Regions from separate parts of the Homo sapiens genome. Here region 2 is linked to region 1. Evidence: chromatin loops called from intact Hi-C (ENCODE). Cell type or tissue: IMR-90. All regions are shown on one strand.

Region 1 (8,000 bases):
ATTTTTTTGAGACAGGGTCTTGCTATGTTGCCCAGGCTGATCTCAAACTCCTGAGCTCAAGCAATCCTCCCATCTCAGTCTTCCACAGAGCTGGGATTATAGGCGTGTCCCACTGCACCTGGCAAAGAGAATTTTTGAGAGTTTTCAACAGAAAGAAAAGATAATTGTTTGAGGTGATAGATATGCTAATTACCCTGATTTGGTTATTACACACAGTATACAGGTATACAGGTATTGAAATATCATACTGTAACCCATGAATATGTACAATTCCTATGTGTCCATTAAAAAACAAAGAAAAATAATTTTTAAGGAAATAAAAGGCATATTCTTGGTGCTGATTTGGAAGCATTCATATTCATCAAGTCATCTTCTGTTCACTCTTCTGGTGTGGTGTCTATTAGCTCTTGAATTTCTCCAAGATCCGTATTTTGAAAGCTTCCACCCACTACTTTTTTTTGCCATACCCACAATCTGGTTCATTAGTTCCTCGATTGCCTCTGTCACAAATCCTGTGAAGTCATGCACAACATCTGGACACAATTTTCTCTGGCAGGAATTTATTGTTTGGGGCTTGATCATTTTCACAGCTTTCTCTATAAGACAATGGCATCTTCAATGATGTACAATCCTTCTAGACTTGCATGATGTTCTCTCTGTCAGGGTTCTCTTCCTTGCATTGACACTCCTTTCCATAGAGTACCATATAATGAGCCATAAAGGTCCTTATGACCCCTGATCTAGAGGCTGAATTAGGACGTTATGTTTGGGGGCAATCAGACCACTTTGACTCCTTTGGGGATGAACTCATGGGATTTGGGGAGGCCAAGAGCATTATCCAATATCAAAAGAACTTTAAAAGGCAGCCCTTACTGGCAAGGTACTTCCTGACTTCAGGGACAAAGCATTGATGCAATCGATTCAGAAAAAGGTTTCTCATTGTCCAGGCCTTCTTGCTGTGCAACCAAAAGACCAGCAGCTGGTGTTTATTTTTCCCTTCAAGGCTCAAACGTTAACAGCTTTATAGATAAGTGTAGTCCTTATCATAAACCCAACTGCATCTGCACAAACAATAAAGTTAACCTATTCCTTCCTGCCTTAAACCTTGGTACTCACTTCCCTTCCTTACTAATAAGTGTTCTTTGTGGCATTTTTCCCCCCAGAATAGGGCACTTTTGTCTGCATTAGAAGCCTGTTCAGGCAGCTATCCTTTATCCTTAATGATTTTCTCAATCGTGTCTGGGAACTCTTGTCTGTTGCCTCTTGGTCGGCAGAAGCTGCTTCTCCTGTTATCTTGACATTTTTAAAGCCATGCCTCTTTCTAAAATTATCAAACCATCCTTTGCTGGCATTAAATTCTCTATCTTTAGATCTTTCACCTTCCTTTACTTTGTCACATAACTTTGCTTTTTCTCGAATCACATTAGATTCTATAGGTATGTCTTTCTTATAGCAATCTTAACACCCACATAAAAGCTCCATTTTTAATAGGAGATTATAAGGTATTTCAAAAAATGTACAAGGTTTTTGTGTCTGCTGGCATAGCCACAGTAATGGCTTCAGGAATTTTCTTTTTGACTTTTTGCAATAATTGTTATGCTAGATTCATTTATCTTGAAATAGCATCAACTGCAGCTGCAGCCCTCAATCTGTGGTACATATCAAGAAATCCAGCTTTTTCTTGTAACGTCATAACTTTTATCTGCTTCTTGTGAGCACCTCCAGCATCATTAGTGGCACTTTGTGTGGGTCCCACGATGTGACTTAAGGTTTACAAGGTTGCACTAAACATGATGAAAAATACACAAGAACTGTAACAGGTCACACTTTACTGTGATATGCAACTTACTGGAGATGATTAGCCACACAGTATTTTAAGCAGATACTTGCAACACTTGAGCCCACTGCAATAGCAACAGGAGGGAGCTACGAAATTATTACAGTTCTGAAGTATGTACTATGGTTAATTTTATGCAGTTGTGATTTAATGCTGCATCTTTACGTTTGTTTACATTTCTCTGGACTTGGAATGGTGCCTTGTACAGTCTGTAAGTTTGTATGCATAAGTTTTGATAAATTTCAACTTTTTATAATAGACTAAATTGTATGTACTTTATGGTAGCAAATGATAAAATATTCTCGTATCCACATATATTCTATGCATTCATCACATACTTAAGTTTTTCTTAATTTTTTTTCAATATTTCTAGGCTATACAGCTCATCTGCAAGGTTTTTCAAATCATTGCAAATCTCCAAAAACTTTCCAATATATTTATTGAAAAATATCCATGTATAAATGGACTCAAGACAGTTCAAATCCCTTTTGTTCAAGGTTCAACTGAACTACTATTAATCCCTACCACATGTTGAGTATTTATCATGTGTCAGACACGGTACTATTCATTTTATACACATTATCCTATTTACCATTGTTTGTATCTTCATTTTAATAAAAAAGATCCCAAAATTAATTTAATGAGGTTATAAAGCTTGAAAGTCATATGGCTAGTAAGTTGTAGAAGTAAGGCTCAAAAGCAGGTTTTTCTGACTCCAAAACCACCCTGACATACTTCCTTCCCTGCCAAAAATATGCATTTCCAAGTATATTATTTACAAGTTTGAGAAATACTGGACTAGGTAATAGAAACCACAACGGCAGAGAGCCCCAAGGAAATAATATTTCTAAATAGCCTTGGAGGACTCTGGATTAAAGACAGAAAGGTGAAAACACCCTTTGAAGGAAAAAAAGAAAGTGCTTTTCAAAAAAAAAGTCATAGCCAGCCAGTTATCTTTTGTTAATTGTATCAAGACAATTATTAATTATTCCACTTTAGAGATACCCAGTTGTAAAAGTTGCCTCCAAAAGCAAGAACAGAGATTGGGTTTGCAGGAAATGAAAAAGAAAGGCTTCAAACTGCAGCAGGATGCCCCATTGCAGTCAGCCTCATCTGCTGCTTACAGCCTGGGCCTCAGCATGTTCAGCAAACTTAGGGAACTGGAGCTGTGCATTCTAGTCAGAAGACGGGAGCAAAAGTTGTGCAGATTTTTCAAAGCATATTGTAGATTGCTGGAGTGGTCGGTGGGTTTCCAAAATGCCACTCATATCCAAATCTCTCTAGTACTGCTAAATTTAGGGTCCATAATAAATAATGGATAATCAACTTTGAAATTTATTGAGACACAATTTGAATTGGGGGAAATTACTGTGAATTTAGCAAGAATGCCCTAGGAATAAGAACACAACAGGAACCAAATAGCCCAGACTATGAAAAATAAATATGGTCTTGTGAGGTGATTGGGACCCCATTTTTCAAGGCTGCAAATAGCAAAAAGAGAATGAGAAGGAAAAATAAGGGTTTTCCAAACATTATAAAATGTAGAGCTTCTTGGTTTATAGTGAAATGGACTTGACTCCGGTAGGAAAACCAAGGACCTTGGTTATCATGTTGCTTAGACATTTTGGATGATGTTACACTCAGCATGCATCCTACTAATATTTGGAGCTATATTTCCTTTTTCTAATTCTTAATATTTAATCATTTTTCAAACAGAAAAACATAGCCTGTATTCCTACTGAATTTACCAGGGAGAAATTCTTTTAAAGACACAGTAGTTTATTGGTAGAATTTGTTGGATATCCTGCATTCACCTTCAAAATGGTGCTTATATGTGCACATCTCATGTGTCATTAATCGATTTTAATACTCCATGACTAACAAGTTCTTCTAGAAACCATGTTTCTGTACTGCTGGGAAACAATCTTCGAAAAAATAAAGCTGAACCAGAAATAGAAAGGGTTAGTCTTCTATTTTTTCACACATAGAAAGCATGGGTGCAATTCTGTTTTAATAGCAGAATAAATGGTATAGTGATAATGTTTCACGCTAATAAATTAAATTGGGGTCGCCAATGTAAAATAGAAATGTTTCTGATAGTTATGGCCTGGAAAACGAAATCTGAAAAGAAGTACAATTGCTCCGGAAAATGTTTCTTTGTATTTAAAAAAGGAGACTATCATTTTAACATTTCTCTTAACTTTGCTAAAAATAATAACCGTGACAGAATCCTTTTAGCCCTGCTAACAGGGATGCCAAACGGAAAAAAATAACTAAAGAACCACAGTGACCTCTAGTGGAAAGAAGCAGAATAGGTCTTCATTCACAGCAAGTAGTTAACCATGCAGAGAATGATTTTGCCCATAAAAACATTCTTTCTACAAATAAAATGGAAAGAAAATAATAGTTATTCTAGCCCCAAAAAAGAATTCATATTTATGCTTGGACCTGATTTTTTAGTTGCTAGCAGTTTCAGAGTTGTTTTAAACTATAGAATATGTGGTTGTAATCATGCTATATGCATACTTTTACATGCTCCAATTTAATTTTAACATGACAACACAAGTATTACCCTATGGTATTAAAAAAAAATCTTCCCAAGCACCTTTTTTGATGAGCCACAGTTTACTTAATCTTTCTTTTTTCTAAAAAAAACTTTAAAAGAAACAAACATTTTGCAAAGGAATCCAAATAGAATTAACAAAGCATTGCATAGTAAGGAAGGTTCTAGGGCAACTTACTAAACTCATTGAGATGATTTGTAATCCAAATATCGATTATTAAATGAGCATCTACTACATTCGATTTGCTGATATTAAAAGGACACCATGAAGGACCCAACAAAAAAGGTGATGCTGACAAAAGAAGTGATGCTGGAGGGATATGATCGAGATGATTGAAAGGCACATGCATATGAACAACACGAGGCAGTGCACTGCAATGGGTACCAAATGCCATGACTGACTAAGGAGATGAGAAAGGGGAAAGCATCCCAGCCCTCCAGAAAAGCAACTAGTGAAGCCGTCAAAGGATTGGAGAGTTGAAGAGGAGAAGGAAGATATATACAAGATAGAAGGAATAATAAGCAAAATTACAGAAGCAGGAATTCACAGGGTTTTCTCTAAAGGATGGAGAGTAGATTGTTCCAGCAGAGGACTTGGGAGAGCACACTTCTTGTAACACGAAGGGGGTGAAAAGAACAGGTGCAGAGCATCATCCCCCTCCCAGTCATGGTGCCAGGAGGTTCATGTGCTTTGTTTCAGTTACTCAGCCCAGCCTTGCAATTGCAGTAATGTCACTGATGCCATTTTAAGATGAGAAACCTGAGAGGCTCAAAGGAGGTAAATATTGGCCAGTAAGTGGAAAAGACAAGATTTGAACCTGATCAGTTGTCCTGCGTGGACTGCATTTTCTTAAGTGAGAAAATCTTATCCCTTACCATCATGTTTAATCTATTCCCTTACTTAGAAAAAGAAAACCCTTTTATTAAAGAGAGTGCGATACTGCACTTCAATCAAGACTCTGTCTTAACGATCACAAATATAGGATATTGGCCTCTGAATTAATTACAATCGCAATTAATGGCTTTAAATTCTTTCAGACTCCTCAACCCACAATTTCCTCATGTATGTGAAACTCATGTAGCTGGAAACTATGATACCAAGAATAAAGCTTCTGAACTAGCCTTGATAAAATTGCAGTGAGCCTGGGTGATGGGATCAATCACACCCCAAACCTCAGCATCATGCAATACGCCATGTAACAAATCTGCACCTGCACCCCCTGAATCTGAAATACAAGTTGAAAGTATAAAAAATGAAATAAAATAAAATTGCAGTGAGGTTGACTCCTCTCTTTCCCTTTCAATGCAGAGGAATGAAAGAGGTGGAGTCAGAACAAGAGCAGCAACGAGGCCCCTTGGAGTGGCCTTGGTTTTGTCCGGACTGCTCTCAGGCAGTCCCATGTGCCCACAGTGTTCCTATACAGAGCACACTCACATTTACAGCACCCCTACAAATTGCCTTATGCCCTTCGCATATGTTTATGTGATGCTCATATCCAGCCACCCAGAGTCACAGAGCACAGGAAAGCTGTGCCCACGCAGTTCAGGTGCCGAGTCCTCATATTCAAGTACAGTCCAACAACCACAACGTGGGTTCAGACTCACTCAAGTTCTTTACTTGCATTTCTCAAATATTCTGAAGGAAGTATGTAGGTCACAGCAATACTCTTTTAAAATTCCTTCTTCATCTCTCCTCTTCTTCCCTCACCAACCACAACTACTTTGGCACCTCTACTATTTCAACACGTCCCCCCCCAAAAACTTCCAAATTAAAAACTCCTGCTCTAAAAGATACTGTTAAGAAAACAAAAATACAAGCAATAGGCTAGGAGAAACATGCCTGCTGGGAGATATATTTGCAAAACACAAATCTAATAAAGGGCTTGTATTTAAAATATACAGATAACTCTTTAAAATTCAACAATAAGAAGACAAACAACCCCATTAAAGAGTGGGCAGGATCTGAACAGACGTCTCACAAAAGAAGATATATGGATGGCAAATAAGCACATTTCACATCAGGGAAATGTGAATTAAAACAACAATGAGATACCACTACATACCTATAGGAATGACTAAGACCCAAAACATCGACAACACCAAATGCTGGTGAGGATGTGAGGAAGTGGAGCACTGGGAACCTTCATCCATTGCCAGTGAGAATGCAAAATGGTACAGCTACTTTGGGAGACAATTTGTCAGTTTTGTACAAAACTAAATATATTCTTAACATACTATCCAGCATTGTATTTCTTGGTACTTACCCAAATAAGCTGAAAATTTGCATCCACAAAAAACTGCATACCGATCTCAATAGCAGTTTATTCATAATTGCCAAAATCAGAAGCAAACAAGTTGACCTTCAGTAGGTAAATGGATAAACAAAATGTGGTACATTCATAAAACTGAATATTATTCAGTCATAAAAAGAAAGGAGTTATCAAGCCACAAAAAGACACAGATGAAACCCAAATTCATATTGCTAAGTAAAAGAAACCAGTCTGAAACTGTATGATTCCAGCTATCTGGCATTCTGGAACAAGCAAAGCTATAGAGGTAGTAAAAGAATCAGTGATTCGCGGTTGCCAGGGGTTGGTAGGTGAGGGGTGGAAGAACAAATTGTATAGAGAGAGTACAAAGGATTTTTAGGACAATTAAACTATTCTATGTGATACTAAAGTGGTAAAAACATATCATTAGGCATCTGGCAAAAGCCATAGAATTTTGTAACATAAACAGTGAACTCTAATGTAAACTATGGATTTTAGTTTAATAATAATCTATCAATATTGGCTCATCAATTGTAGCAAATGTAGCACACCAATGCAATACGTTAACAAGAGGGAAATTGCAGGGAGGGGACACAGTATGTAGGAACTCCCTGTTCTTTCTATCTTTTTTCTGTAAACCTATAATCGCTCTACAAAGTCTATAAATGTTTTAAAAAGTTCTTTTCCTCTCCACTTAGAAGTGGTCACTAGAGCCAGCTGTTGTGGGTGCCAGAGGACTGGCAGAGATGTGTCATCCTCCTCATTGCAGTTCTCATGAGAATCTGCCCACATGCTCTTTGACACACTGTCTCTCCTCTTTGCCATTATTTTGTTTACTGGAGGTTAATTTTCATCTTGTTCCACATGGGCTTCTTCTTAAGCCCATGTCACCATCACACTGTGGTTTGTGTGATGCCACATGGCCTTAGAAGACGCCCAGAACAAGATGGTGCACCCATCACCAAGTGGGCTTCACCACGGAGAAACAGCTCACTGGGAGGTAGACATTGCTCCATGGGAAAGTAGTGGTGACATGGAGGAGACAGAACGCTCAGTACCTTCCCAGAGGGATGCCAAAAGGAGCTCCGAACTGATGTGAGCCTCAGGTGCCAGATCTAAAGAGGACCAGGGGCAAGGGTAGCCCACAGGGAAAATGACCTCGCTGCTCTGACTGGTTGTTCAGAGAAATCCTTCTTGGAACCTGTCCCTTCCTTTGATCTTTTGTGAAGCTTTCCTTAGAAAACCGAAACTCAGCGTCTAAGTCTCTTTCTTCAGATCTTCCTGAGTCTACTTCAGAAAGTTCTTTCAGGAAAGGCCTACTTTGGGAGTC
Region 2 (8,000 bases), 70 kb before region 1:
TTTCTAAAAATCATTTAGTAGCACAAATGAATGTTCAGTGTTTGTTTTGGATAAATGTTCACATGTGAGGTTACCCTGGGCAAAAGGACTAATCGCTCTTTCTTTCACCTGCTTTTTTCTTCTACTTTTATCTTGTACTCCAGCCTTAAAGGTGAATCTTTCAAATTTTGATTTACTGTATGATTTTCTTCTTTTTACCACATTTGAGTTTGGTTTTTGTCACTAATTTCTTTTATGTGGTTTCCAAGGCAATACATATTTTTGTAATGAATGTTTTTAAAACACCTCTTCTATTTTCCATTAGAGCTATCTACAGAACAATATCCTCTTATTTGCCTAGCAAACATATTTTATTGTGGATTGTTTGTGTTTTTCCATTTTAACCTACTTCTTTATACAATCAAACTTACAAAACGCCCTGTTTTATATAATGTGAGAAATAAAATACTGAGTGTTGGAAAGGTCCACTCCTGGTCTAATGCTCTATAGATCAGCACATCTCAGCTGCTCTTCCCCACATGTGCTGGCAAGATTCACTAGGGAAACTCCAGCATTTACTCAGTGAGCCAGTAAATGAAATGCTTCCTTAAAAATATCCAGATTACTTAGATAACCTAGAATGTTGCCATATAAAAGCACCTTTTCTGCTTAAAGGATCATCCTCCACCAGGTATAAGAATGTCTCTTTACTATGGAGTCACTTGTACATAGTCTAGTGCCTGACACTGGGTAAATGTTAAAATATTTGCTAAATGTTGCTGATTGCCAACAAATTACATGAGAAAAATGGTGGAGGTTTTTATTTTCTTAAAGAAGACACAAGTAAAATCTTCTTAAGTAGTATACTTCAATATCCTATCATTTATGCAAAGTCTTCCCCATTCTTCACTTTAATTACTTCTATTTCCTCCTATTGATGCAGGATATTTTCTTGACTCCTTCATGGGATTTGCAACAGGGGTGCCCCATTTACTCAGCCTACCCCACTCAACCCCTCGCATGAGAGTGTGCGAGAGTAAACAAGTGCAGGAACCAGCCGGCTGCTTTGGCACCGGCAGGAGAAAACTCCATTCACTTGGGTGCGCCCCACTCCACCCCTTGCAGGAGGGAGCACATAGGCAAGTGAGTGCAGGAACCAGTTGGCTGCTTTAGTGCCAGCAGGAGCAAACTTCATGCAGGCCCCATAGCAGCATACAGACCGGGGTGCCTGCGACCCCAAGGCCCCAGAGGGTGTGTTACAATGCTGTCTTATCTCTACCGTCCACGGACAGCAGTGTGTTATCAGCTCAGTGGGCCCTTTCCATTGTCACATGGGGCGGCTGCCCTCTGCCAGTGAGGGCAAAGGGCCAGTGTGACAGCCTTTTTGGGTACCTGCACTTGGTAGATCCCGAATTCTTGCCTGGAGCTCAACGAGAATGAGGTCGTGTGGATGAACTGAAGGGTGGTAAATGCATTTCTCAGCAGAGAGGGGAGCTGGAAGGGGACAGGAAGGGCAGTTCGCTTTCCCCTGAAGTCAAGTTGCCTCTTCCCAACGTCCAGCCGCTTCTCCTCTCTACTGGCTGAGTCTGGGGTCTTTTAGGCACAGGATGGTTGGCAGGTGGGCCATAGGCACTTTTGCAAAAGGCAACATTCGATTGGTAAAAAGGCCCTATTCAGAAAGATCCAATCAGGAAAGAGCGAGCACACTGGGATGGAAGTTCTCACGTTGAGCTGCGGGTTTAAGGCTTTTTGGCTTGAAGGTGGGGTTTTGCCAGGGACCCACCCCTGTCTGCCTAGAGTTTCTCTGCCTCCTGCCTCTATCACTATCAGTCCTTCTATTTTATCTATACATCTATTAGTCTCCTCCTTCTTCTATTATATCAGTTTTAACATCTTTATGGCGTTAGAAATTTTTATATTTTTTATATTTTTTATATTGAGAATAGCTACCAAATCCATGAGCTAGTACGTTGTTTATCACTCATCATCTTTTCCATCAGACTCTCTCTTTGAAGTACAGTAACATTTTTTAATTCAATAAAAAGCTGTCTTCATTTAGTTTTCAGTCTTGTTTTCTTATTGCAGAAGTATGTTTTAAAAATGTCAAATATAGTAAAGTCATCATAATGCATAAGCAAGTTTTGCACTGCAGAAAAATTGACCACAAATTCTTTTAGTTGCCACAATTGTTTTAATATGCAACATTTACAATCTCCCCCAGAACGTTTTAACTAACCAGATATTTTAAATATAAAATAAAGATGCCTTAATGCAAATACCTTTAACGATGCTTCATTGTTTAGTGAAAAATATAAATCCTTTAGGCTGGCAGCTACAACTTCGCACCGTAGGGCCCTGATGCTCCCTTCTAACCAAATCCAAGTACCTACGTTACAGCAAAAATGGACTATTCCTTATTCTTCAAACATACATTTCATTCTCTCATCTTTGTTCACTTTTTTCTACCTGGTACAACCTCTTCTGTCCCACTTCTACCTTCCATTATTTTCACTTCCTTTTAGTTCTGTTTTAATTGTCCCTCCTTCCACTTTGGCTCTCTTGATCCTACCAACTACCAACTAGCTCAAGAATCTCCCCTTCCACTGAATAAGCATAATGTATACTTGTTTCTCTTACAGCTTTAACATTTTGCCTTTATTGATATTTCTTGCTTTAATGTCCTCCTATATAAGGATAAATAAAGAGGAAAATACTAATCATTTTTACTTATCATTATAGGCCCAGCCATACCAACACAATCCCTTGAACACTGTAGGTCTTCAATAAGTATTTAGTGAGTGTATTAGTTTCCTGGGGATGCTGTAACAAAAAATAATAATAATAATAATACCACAAACTCAGAGCTTAAAACAACACAAATTTATTCTCTTATAGTTCAGGAGGCCAGAAGTCTGAAATCACTTTCACTAAGCTAAAATCAAGGTGTTGACAGGATTGCACTCTCACTGGAGACTCTATGAGAAAAATCTATTTCCTTGCCTTTTTCAATGTCTAGAGTTGCATTCCTTAGCTCATGGCCACTCCTTCCAACTTCACCATCAACAAGTAACATCTTCAGAATGCTTTCTGCACCTGTCTCATCACCTTCTCCTTCATATCAAATCTCCCTCAAATCTCCCACTGCCTCCCTACCATTTTTTTTTTGAAATAGAGTATTGCTCTGTCACCCAGGCTGGAGTGCAGTGGTGTAATCCTGGCCCACTGCAACCTCCACTTCCCGGGTTCCAGAGATTCTCCTGCCTCAGCCTCCTGGGTAGCTGGGATTACAGGCACACACCACTACACCCAGCTAATTTTTGTATTTTTAGTAGAGATGGGGTTTCACCATGTTAGCCAGGCTCACCTCCAACTTCTGACCTCAGGTGATCCACCCACCTCAGCCTCCCAAAGTGCTGGGATTACAGGTGTGCATCACCACACCCAGCTCTGCCTCCCTCTTAAAAGGACATGTGATTACTTTAGGGCCCACATGGATAATCCAGGATAGTTTCCCTCTTCCAAAATCCTTAATGTAATCACATATTTTGCCGTGTAAGGTAATATTCACCCTGTTGCCATTATTCCTAAGTTCTGGGGTTTAGGACATGGATATCTTTGGGAACCATTATTTAGCCTACCATGGTAAATTTAATGTAGCAGCCTTCACTAGTTCTGTCAGTTACTTTTGTCCCTAGATGGGATGATGTAATAAGGTTCTGAATAGTTTACAAAGTGCTTTTATATTTAACCATCAGGACAGCTCAGTGAGTTCAGTATTGTTATTATCTATGTTTTTTTGTTGTTTAATATTTTTTTAGAGACAGGGTGTTGCTCTGTTGCCTCGGCATGATCATAGCTTACTGCAGCCTTGAACTCCTGGGCTCAAGTGATCCTCCTGCCTCAGCCTCCCAAGTAGCTAGAATTACAGACGCATGCCACCACACCCAACTAATTGTTTTTTAATTTGTTGTAGATACAGGATCTTGCTATGTTGCCCAGGCTGATTTCAAACTCCTGCTCTCAAGCTATCCTCCCTCCTCATCCTCTGGAGTTACTGGGATCACAGTCATAAGCCACAGTGCCTGATTTATCTATGTCTTAAACCACAGAGAGGTCCTGTCCAAAGCTGCAGAGTTGCTCTGTGAGCAAGTCGGGTTAGGCAGACTTTTTCCCTGGGACTCCCAGAACCATCAGCCTTTGATTCCTTTCTGGGCATCTTTCCCATGTCCAAAGTGCCCCCTTCTGTTAAAACTTTGTAAGCCACATTCATTTAAAGACTTTTAAAATATAACCATCTGATGTAACATTCAAAATATTTATGCATGCTGAGTCTTCACCTAACAAGCAGTTTCCCCACTGACAGCATCTGATGTCCTCAGAGGTAGCAATTCTACCCCGACAACCTCAGCTTCTGCCTATCTGACCCTGCTGAGTCTTCTGACCCAAGTAACCCACTGGGTCTGCCTTCTATCTCTCCTAGCCTTGTTAGAGAGTTCATTTTCAGAAGCCTTACTTGAAAAAGCTGTTTCTTAGAAGGAAATGACTACCTTTCAGTTAGAACTCTCTACTAATCTGGTAGGAAAATGGTTGGATCTGTCTCTCCTCACTTTTGTACAGTCTGAGTTTTCCTGACAGTCAGATGTCTTAGGCACAGCACACTCCACAGTCTGGCTGCTTCCTGGGTCTCTAGCATCTTCCCACATGGAACTGTGTCTTAGCACAGTTTGCACAGGCATGCCCTCTAATTGGAACACTTACTCTCACCCCTCCTTTGTCTCCCTGACAATACCCACTCTTCCTCTAGGGTTTAGCTGCATCCACCTCCTCTTTACAACTTCCCCCAAGCAGAGCTGACCCTGCTTTATTTTGTCCCCCAGCATATCTGGGACATTTTGCCTACAGTATTTACCAACTGAATGGCATCATTGTTTATCTCCTCACATAGGAATTCCCAAGGGACAAACATTTTGTATAGTTCTTAATCTCCCTGGGTCTCAGTTTCCTTATCAAAAAATAGTGATGATGATAATTCCTGTCCCATAGGGTTATTAGAAGGATTAAATGGATAAATATATGCAAAATAGACTAGTTCCTGGCATATGGAAGTGATCAATAAGTGCTAGCTGTCGTTATTCATGACATTTATCACACTCTGGCATTATTTTAATACGTTTGCTTATAGTCTTTCAACCTGCTTAGAAAGTAAGCTCCATAATGGCAGATATTTTTGTCTGTTTTGTTCACTAGTGTATCTGCCAGAGCCTGGGGACTCTATCATATGCCTGGTATACAGTAGGCACTCATTAAAAATTTGGTGAACAAATACATAAGTCAATAAAACTTAAGCAGCTAACATTATGCCTTTTATATAGTAGGAACACAATACAAGTTTTCTTTAAGTAGATTTTTTTCTTTAGTATCATTTTTACCTACCAGATTCTGAAACTGCACAATTGCTTTTTCAGTGAAGTATTATCCTGAATTTAGATGAAAGACATACCGTCTTCATAACTAAAAGTTCCCTTCTACTAGTTCACTTTGGTTCAAGGTTTCCTCATCTCCTGTATTTTCTGTTCAGTTGCAAGGGGTTTTGGAATATTTTCTCTAGGTGTTAAAGAAATCCTTTAAAGTATCAGCCAGGATACTGTGAAAGATAAATAGAATCTCAGGACCCCAAACTCAGTATGCCAAAAGGAAAGTTAAGCTTGGAAACTGTCACCCATACTGTTTTCCTTTTATTTCCAGATTGCTGTAATTTCACAACCCATGTCATAGCCTCGCTTCCCCTACTCCCTACTTTCACATGTAAAATGTAGGTTTACTGAGGCTAATCAGAGTCTCACAAGAATGTAACCACGTGCCTCACTGCCTACCCTCCTTCCCTCCCCACCCCCCCACCCACTCCCCACCCACTCTACATGCTCTTTTTTCTTTAAATACCAAAGTTCACAAAATCCCCTTTGGAAAAAGCATAGATGACAGATGCTCCTGTGATTCATGTTTTTTCCCTGGTGAGTCCTCAACTTTGGCTAAGTAAACCTCTAATCAATTGAGACCTGACTCAGTCACTTTTTGGTTTACAATGCTTATTTAAATGAATTGAGACTAAATAAAATTAAACATTCTTTTCCTGAGTCACACCAGCCACACCTAAAGTGCTCAATAGCTGTATGTGGCTAGTGGCTACCATACCAGACAGTGCAGATACAGAACACTCCAATCATTATAGAAAGTTCTATTAGATAGGCCTGGTCTACTAAGTTTTGCTTCAGGAACAATCACCACCAAAATCTCAGAGGTTTAATGCAGCAAAAGTTTATTTCTGTGTACCCAAAGTTTACTTCAGGTCAGGATGACTCTAAGGTACTACCTTCCATGTGCTAGCTCAGAATTATAGGCCATTTGGTTTTTGTGGCACTTCTATATCCACATATATTTCCATGAGTGCAGTGGCAGGGAAGAAAACAGTTAAACATACACCAGTTCTTATGTGCTTCCACCTGGAAATGACAGCCATGCCTAACTTCAAGGACCTGGGAAGCCCAGTGCTCTTTGAACACAGAAAGAAAAGGAAATTAGTAAACATTAGTAATATCTGCCACATTTAGCATGACTAAGTTTGTGTTCAAACAACCTCCCTTAGAAACTGCTTATCTGACCAAGGATTTGACTGGAATGGCATGCTTTCCTTTAAGGAGTCAAACTTGACTTATAGGGCCAATAAAAGCCCCTTGGGAAAACTAGCTTCATACTTTGCCTACGCAGTCCCTGTACAGGGTTCCTGACCTGTGATAAGTACAGAATGTCACTTTCTTACAGTCCCAGGAGCCCCACATAACCTTGGGACCTCAAGAGAAAAGGAATTTACCCAGTTCATAGGTATTTAAGGGTACAAACCCATGGCTGAGCTTGGCTTTAAAAAAAGTCTTATCTGAGATTCCTTATGGAACAAAGTTCCATCAAAACCAATTTTAAAAGCCTATGTAAAAAAATTATTATTCTTGCTGCACTTTATACAAATAATCAGGCCAAGTATAATAAAGCAAATTGATCTTACCGTGATTTGTCTTTAGTAAAAATGGGAAACTGCACGGAGAAAAAAAAAATATGTTTCAAGAACTATGGTACATTCATTGTTAGATTCTAGTCTCATTTTTAAGCTTTTTAAAGCTTGTTTCCTGCAATTTAGACTAACCCTGCTTATTCCTGTAAACCAACCAGTGATCTCTGGCTATAGCTCAAAAGAAACAAGAGGGATGGGTAATGTAAAAAAATCTGGATCAATATTCTAATTCTGGGCACATATTGGAATCAGCTAGCAACCCCATATCAGCTTGGTTCCAACAGTTGCCCACTTCATGGAAAGCCTTCTAATTTGGTTTATTTGGGGTAATTTTGCTTATTTTGCTTTACTGTTATGAAATACATTTGCTGTTGTACTCTTTGTGTAGGAATACAGGATAAGTTTACTGAATGTTTTCTTAAATTGAACACTTATTAATCCTCCAGATATTACCTTTTGTCAGAGTTATGAATGGTCCTTACCATGCTGATGCTTTCTGACTAAGCTTGTCTCTCTCCTTAATACAAAGGACACTAATAGTTAGGCAGGAATATCATCACTCCTATTCAGCCTGAAGAATTTATAGAAGGTGGGTCTTCATCCTCCTACAACCCTTAGGATTAAGGGTTCTCTTATAAAAGGGAGGCGAGGGAATATGTCAGAGGTGTTTGAACCAGAGCAGCTCCATCTTGAATAGGGACTGGGTAAAACAAGGCTGAGACCTGCTGGGCTGCATTCCCAGTAGTTTACATACTCTAAGTCACAGGATGAGATAGGAGGTCAGCACAAGATAAAGGTCTTAAAGACCTTGCTGATAAAAACAGGTTGCAATAAAAAAGCCAGCCAACACCCACCAAAACCAGAGTGACCTCTGGTTGTCCTCACTCCACATTGTGCAATAATTATAATGCATTAGCATGCTAAAAGACACTCCCACCAGTGCTGTGACAGTTTACAG

The links. Hi-C counts contacts between places; a loop is a spot of excess contacts. Peaks named below come from ENCODE experiments on the same cell type or tissue, not always from the same donor. Only the 100,000 strongest peaks of a DNase experiment are listed, where the experiment ranks them.
Region 2: it touches region 1 in a loop (4-fold over the local background); 6 of 110 quality-filtered maps call a loop at or near these places.

The regions. Positions count from the first base shown.
Region 1 is chr12:58,342,365-58,350,364 of GRCh38, reverse strand. No RefSeq gene overlaps it. Among named protein-coding and RNA genes, the nearest start is that of LINC02403, 260 kb to the right of the region's middle. In IMR-90, a CTCF peak has its summit at 4,129 (motif pointing left); a DNase peak (open chromatin) is centred at 4,094; H3K27ac peaks cover 405 bases.
Region 2 is chr12:58,412,623-58,420,622 of GRCh38, reverse strand. No RefSeq gene overlaps it. Among named protein-coding and RNA genes, the nearest start is that of LINC02403, 330 kb to the right of the region's middle. In IMR-90, a CTCF peak has its summit at 4,221 (motif pointing left); DNase peaks (open chromatin) are centred at 522, 4,172, 6,022 and 6,592; H3K27ac peaks cover 904 bases.